2 separate regions of the Homo sapiens genome follow, and region 2 is linked to region 1. Evidence: chromatin contacts called from ENCODE Hi-C or POLR2A ChIA-PET data. All regions are on one chromosome and are shown on one strand. Each heading gives the region's core, a stretch centred on a gene start or an enhancer-like site at or near the end of the contact. The rest is flanking DNA. Distances are from core to core; before and after follow the strand shown.

The links. A loop is a pair of places that touch in the nucleus more often than their neighbours do. ChIA-PET counts read pairs that join two places held with the same protein, here RNA polymerase II (POLR2A). Pooled maps may share reads with other maps.
Region 2: a map of B cell shows a loop between it and region 1 (2.1-fold over the local background). The contact joins two enhancer-like sites. A Hi-C loop is called at or near these places in 1 of 168 maps with a recorded cell type or tissue (B cell), 3 of 37 single-sample maps with no recorded cell type and 3 of 50 pooled maps. POLR2A ChIA-PET finds 5 or more read pairs at or near these places in 1 of 52 experiments (GM12878).

Annotation. Positions count from the first base shown.
Region 1 is chr3:112,872,288-112,875,442 of GRCh38, reverse strand. No RefSeq gene overlaps it. Among named protein-coding and RNA genes, the nearest start is that of CD200R1L, 27 kb to the right of the region's middle. Within about 2 kb of position 1,627, at least 2 of the 41 ENCODE cell types and tissues checked have a DNase peak (open chromatin) inside an H3K27ac peak, as active enhancers do.
Region 2 is chr3:112,906,647-112,910,009 of GRCh38, reverse strand. No RefSeq gene overlaps it. Among named protein-coding and RNA genes, the nearest start is that of CD200R1L, 61 kb to the right of the region's middle. Within about 2 kb of position 1,634, at least 2 of the 41 ENCODE cell types and tissues checked have a DNase peak (open chromatin) inside an H3K27ac peak, as active enhancers do.

The sequences.
Region 1 (3,155 bases), core at 378-2,877:
TTTTATTTTGATTTGTAATTTTTCCCTATATGATTTAAAAGACACATTCATAAGACAACAACTATGAATCTGTGTTAAATAGGCACACATATTTAAAGATGTAATTTGTGACAATAGCAATTAAAGAGAAAAGCACCAAAGGCTCAAATCGTAGAAGGGTAGAGTTTCTTTTTAACTAGGTGGTTATAAATTTATAGATTGAATTATAATCTCTAATATAACCACAAAGAAGATAACCAAAATATATACAAAACAGAAATGAGACAGAAACCAAACGTTATACTAGAAAAATCAAATAAAAAAGAAGGCACTAATAAGGAACTGAGGAACAGAAAGATGAATGACATAGAGAAAACAAATGGTAAAATGTTTAGTCCTTCTTTATTGTGTTATATGGAAATGGATTAAACTTTCAATTAAAAGGCAAAGATTAGCAGAAAGGGGGAAACAAACATGATTCATCAATATACTGCCTATGAGAGACTAACTTTAGATCTAAAGACACATAGGTTGAAAGTAAAAGGATGGGAAGTGATATTCATGTAAATAGAAACCAAAAGAGCACAAGGTTGGCTACACCAATATCAGACAAAATAAACTTTAAGTAAAAATTATTATAAAATACAAAAGTGCATTACATATTGATAAAGAGTCAATCTGGAGGATACAACAGATGATATAATGATAATATACACAACTAACTACAGAGCATCAAAATATATGAAGCAAAAATTGCCAGAAATGAAAGTAGAAATCAACAGTTCTACGGTAATAGTTAGAGACTTCAATGTCCCACTTTCTTTTTTTCTTTTTTTTTCTTTTTGAGATGGAATCTCATTCTGTCGCCCAGGCTGGAGTGCAGTGGTGCAATCTCGGCTGACTGTAACCTTCGCCTCCCCAGTTTAAGTGATTCTCCTGCTTCAGCTGCCCGAGTAGCTGGGATTACAGGCATGTGCCACCATACCTGGCTGATTTTTGTATTTTTGGTAGAGTTGGGGTTTTCACTATGGACTCGATCTCCTGACTTCAGGTGATCCGCCCGCCTCGGCCTCTGAAAGTGCTGGGATTACAGGCATGAGCCAGCACACCTGGCCTAATGTCCCACTTCCAATAATGAGGTGGAACAACTAGACAGATAATCTATCTATCTATATACAAAAGACTCGAATAACATTATAAACCAACTAGACCTAACAGATGCATGCAGAACCCTTCACCCCAAAACAGCAGAATACACATTATTCTTAAGTGCACATGGTACATTCTCCAGAATAGACTAAACAAGTCCCTATATGTTTAAAAAGATTAAAATTGTAAGAAACATCTTCTGTAATCATAATGGAATAAAACTAAAAATCAGCAACAGAAGGAAAGTTGAGAAGTTCACAAATACATGGACATTAAATAACTAATGGGTCAAAGAAAAAATCACAAGGAAATTAGAAAATACATTGAGATAAATGAAAATGAAAACAAACATACCAAAACTTATGGGATATAGTAAAAGCGGTGCTCAGAAGGACATTTATAGCAGCTAGTGCCTACATTAAAAAGATCAAAGTCTCAAATTAATAACCTAAGTTAAGGAACTAAAAAAGAAGAGGAAACGAAACCCAAGAGAGAGCTTGAATTACTAAACTAAAATCAGAAATGAAAGTGGGGACATTACTGACCTTATAGAAATAAAAAGCATTATAAAAGAACACTATGAGCATTTGTACACTAATAAACTAGATAACCTAGATAAAATGGAAAAGTTCCTAAAACACACAAAGTACCAAAACTGACCCAAGAAGAAACAGAAAATCTGAAGAGGTGTATAACTAGTAAAGAGTTTGAATCTGTAATAAAAAAATCTAACAAAAAAGGGCCCAGGACCAGATGACTTTATTGGTGAATACAGTGTATTAAACATTTAAACAAGGGTTAACACTGATTCTTCTCAAGTTTCTTCAATAAATAGAAGAAAAAGGAACACTTCCTAACTCATTCTATGAGACCAACATTATCCTGATGCCAAACCCAGACAAAGAAATCACAAGAAAAGAAAACTACAGACCAATATTCCTTTTGAATATAGATGCAAAAATCCTCAACAAAATACCAGCAAACTAAATCCAGTAGCATATTAAAAGGATTAGACATCACGTAAAAGTGGGATTTATCCTAAGAATGCAAAATTGGTTCCACATATGAAAATCAATCTATGTAATAAACCACATTAATAGAATGAAGAAAAAAGTCACATGATCTCAATTGATGGAGAAAAAGCATTTGACAAAAATCTTACATTCTGCCATGATAAAAATTCTCAAAAAAACTAGGAACGGAAGGGAACTTCCTCAACACAAGAAAGGGAATTTATTAAAAAACTCAAAGCTGAGAGCATGCTAATTTTTGGAAGACTGGAAGCTCCCCTCTATTAGCACAACAAGGCAAGAATGCCCACTTTCACCACTTCTATTCACCATTATACTGGAAGTTTTACCCAGGATAATTAGTCAAGGAAAATAAAAATAAATAAAAAATATCCAAACTGGAGAGAAAGAAGTAAAATGATCTCTATTCACATATGATGTACATCCTAAACATACCACAACAAGATCCCAAACTCCTTAGGGCTAATAAACAAATTCAGCAAAGTTACAGGATACAAAAACATGCAAAAATGAGTTGTATTTCTATATATCAGCAATGAACAATCTTAAAAGGAAATTGAGGAAACAATTACATTTATAATAGCATCAAAAATAATAAAATACTTAGGAATAAATTCAAGTAAGGAGCAAGACCTCTACACTGAAAACTACAAAATGGTACTAAAAGAAATTGAAGAAAGTATAAATAAATGGAAAGACATTCTCTGTGCATGGAATAGAGACTTAATATTCTCAAGACGGTAATACTCCTCAAAGAGATCTACATATTCAATGCAATCCTTATTAAAATCCCAATGGCCTTTTCTGCAGAAATGGGAAATCCTCAACTGCATGTGGAATTGCAAGAGACTTCAAATAGTTAAAACAATATTGAAAAAGAAGGACAGGAGATGATCTTCAATGGCTAGGTAGAGGCACCTGACACTTTTCCTCCACTAAGAAGAACCAAAGCAGCAAGTAGATAATCACACTTCAAGTAGAGAATCTAAGAGAGAT
Region 2 (3,363 bases), core at 385-2,884, 35 kb before region 1:
AATAGTAGCACTCATAAGACACTGAGTCTACTGGTGCCTTGATCTTGAAGTTCTCAGCCTTCAGAGCTGTGAGAAATAAATTTCTTTTGTTTGCAAATTACTCAGTCTGTGGTATTTTGTCATAGCAGCAAAATAGGCTAAGACACTACAAAGATCTACAGATTCAATTCAATTCTTATCAAAATTCCATGACATTTTTACAGAAATAGAAAATCAATTATAAAATTCATATGAAACCATAAAAGACCTTAAACAGCCAAGAATAAACTTGGAGGCATTACACTTCCTTATATCAAAATATACTACCAGGCTACAGTAATTAAAACAGTATGCTACTGGCATAAAGACATCTATAGACCAGCATAACAGAATAGAGATCCCAGAAATAAATTCATGCATATATAGTCAACTGATCTTCAACTAGGATTCCAAAAATACACAATGGGGACAGAACAGTCTCTTTGACAATTGATATTGGGGAAACTGAATAACCCTAGGCAAAAGAATAAAATTGGGCCCTATCTTATGGCCTACACAAAAATCAACTCAAAATAGAGGGTGGGCAAGAAATAGAGGATAGAATTTCTTTGTTATTTCACTAAAAATCCCAAATTCACCTTCAAATGTGTTGAGGAATTATCTATCTGGAGACAAGAATCTGATCCTGGTGATAACTCTGTAGTATAGAAAGTTAACAAATGTGCACAATTATATCCATCTTTTTCATACAAAGTTATCACTAACCATTCTTTTTGTCTAGCCAAACTGAAACCAGTATGAACCACTGGAAGTGGGTGGGGAGAACGCACAGGAAAATCCAAGGGCAGGATTATTGTGTGGTCAGGAAGATGTAAGGAGAATTTATGGGCAGAAACTTCAGCCTACTGGTCAGCACTCTTTATCTTTACCTTTGCAACCCATGTAGCAACCCTGAGTTTGCAGAAGGAAAGAGCATATCCTAAATTGCTTTAGCCAAAAAAAACAAACTGAACAGAGATGAAAAGAGATATTAAGTAAATATTATGAAGTAGAAGAGGCTAATACAATAATTTAGGTGAAGAATTATTTGTATTATGATCTTTTTGAGCATGTTACTTTTAAATACTTTCTGCCTCAGTGATTTCTATGTTAAAGTGCATATCCCTGGAAGGAGAGATTGTGTGTAACTCCTCTCATAAGCCACACAACAAAATACCAAAAAATATACATAGACACACATACAAAATGCAGTAGAAGATAAGGAAAATTACTTATGAAAAGGTCTTTCTTTCTATGCTGGTTATTCTTCTACCGTATCATTAATTGACTTAGGATAAGTTTCTTAACCTTTTCGAATCTCTACTTCCTTATCTATAAAAATAAATATAACTATACATGCCTCATAAGAATCATTCTGACAGTATCTGGGACATAGCTCAATCAATTACAATTGGATCTGAATCCTGGGTCAAATATACATGCTTCTCTTGAAATAAGTAAATGTATAAAAGCACAAACCAGAAAATTCAGTCATTATCACCTCAACTGTGCAAACAGGAAATGCTTCTATTTAAGTTGCTCATGAGCCAAAAATACAACCATCTAAGAGAGCAGGGGATTTCTCACCAGTGCTAATGGAGCAGAGCAAGAGAAGTAAAATACCATAACTAGGCCTATTATACAGTGGAAGAAAACATAGAGGCAAAGATAAGAAAAAAAAAATAGAAATAACTCCCTTTGGAAGATGGCTTCAGCTTTTGGGATACTGTTCACATTTTTTTTCATAGCTGGTGAGTCTGTTGGCCAAGTTGCGGGGATGCTGAGGGGTATTGGGCGAAGTAGAGAGGAAACCATAATTAGAAAAATACATTAGAATATTTTTCCACTAGAGCTTTTCCACTAGTCCTTTAAAATGCTCAGTTTAAAATAGCTCAAAGAGTGAAAATGCTACTTTATTTTAATCACTATGTTTTAAAAAAGAAAGATAATGTCTTAATTACTTATATTTCTGCCAAAATTATCTTTGAAAAAACATTTCTTAATAAAAAAATAAAAAAATGCCACAGGATTTTAAATAAAAATGGAGATTTCTAGTTTGACATGGTGAATTGAATAGATGTATCGTGTCTATTCTCTCCTGAATGGCTATTAATATGACAATAATAATATTTAAAACATATAGGCCTAAAGGAATCAAAATGTCAGGAGAGAAGACACAGGGGGTTAGGAAACATTAACGTATTTTGGAGGATGGAAAGCTTGATCACCCAGGAGAATAGAGGAAGCTGAACGTGTTTCTTCAGGAGGAAACAGAACCAAGCTGCAAAGGCTCAAGAATTGGGTTTTGCAGAAAGTGAGTGCAAAGCCCAGGTCTGGAATTAAGAGAATTGTTTGAAATTCTGTGTAAGAGGTGGTTAGACCCTGAAAAGTCTCAACATTCCCTTCCAAATTCTCAGATTTTAGATTTATTCCCTATAGAACATGAATCACAAAGAATTTAGTCTTACAGACAATGGGAACAGAAAGATTCAAGAGGAGATATGGGGCTGAAAATAGGTGGATTAAGTGGAATCTATATATTTACCAGAGAAATACACCCCCAATCCCTGCCAGCCCTCATTCCCTGTCCAGGTCCCCAAATACCCCAGATAGGCACACATACCTCTTGGGACAAGATTTTGAGCAACTTTCAAGGCAGAAACTGAATGACCCTTGCGAATATGCTACAGATTCAAAGAAAATTTCAGGCATGTAAACTCTCAAATAAGGAGAAAACCAGTAAAGAAGCTAGGATTCTGGAAACATGGGCTTCAATAGAGAAGACAGCTGAGGAGATTTCCCAGGTAAATATCAAAAGAAAGTGCCAGAATAAGAAATCATAAAATGGAAATAGGAAGCAACCAGTCAGGATTGGAGCAGGAGAGTAAAGATTTCTGGAAATAAATTTAAAGTGGAACTCAGACCAACTTAGTTGGTCACAGATGACTTTTTATTATTCCCCTGAATATCATTTTCTTCCACTATGCCTCTTCATAATCAGCTTGTTATATCAGTTCAAATGCAACATTGCTATGCCTCTGTTAGTATCATCTCTTCATAAATCCTTCAATTTCTCCAAAATTACATTTCTCAGGAAATTCACTTTAGTTGTCATAAATTCTGTACATAGTTCCATTTGTGGAGAACGCAGTGACTGTAGCAAAGCTGTCAGAGTAAAAACAAGACCATGATTAGCTTACTAATTCTTGTACCTGTAACTCCCAGAATTTTATAGTGAATTTCTTTTAAAATCCTCCACTTGAATACCTGCCTTCATCTCTGAACTTGTCTGCATCTAGTACAGGAAGCAAAGAAAGGAGAAAGGATAGATAACATTGTGTTAAT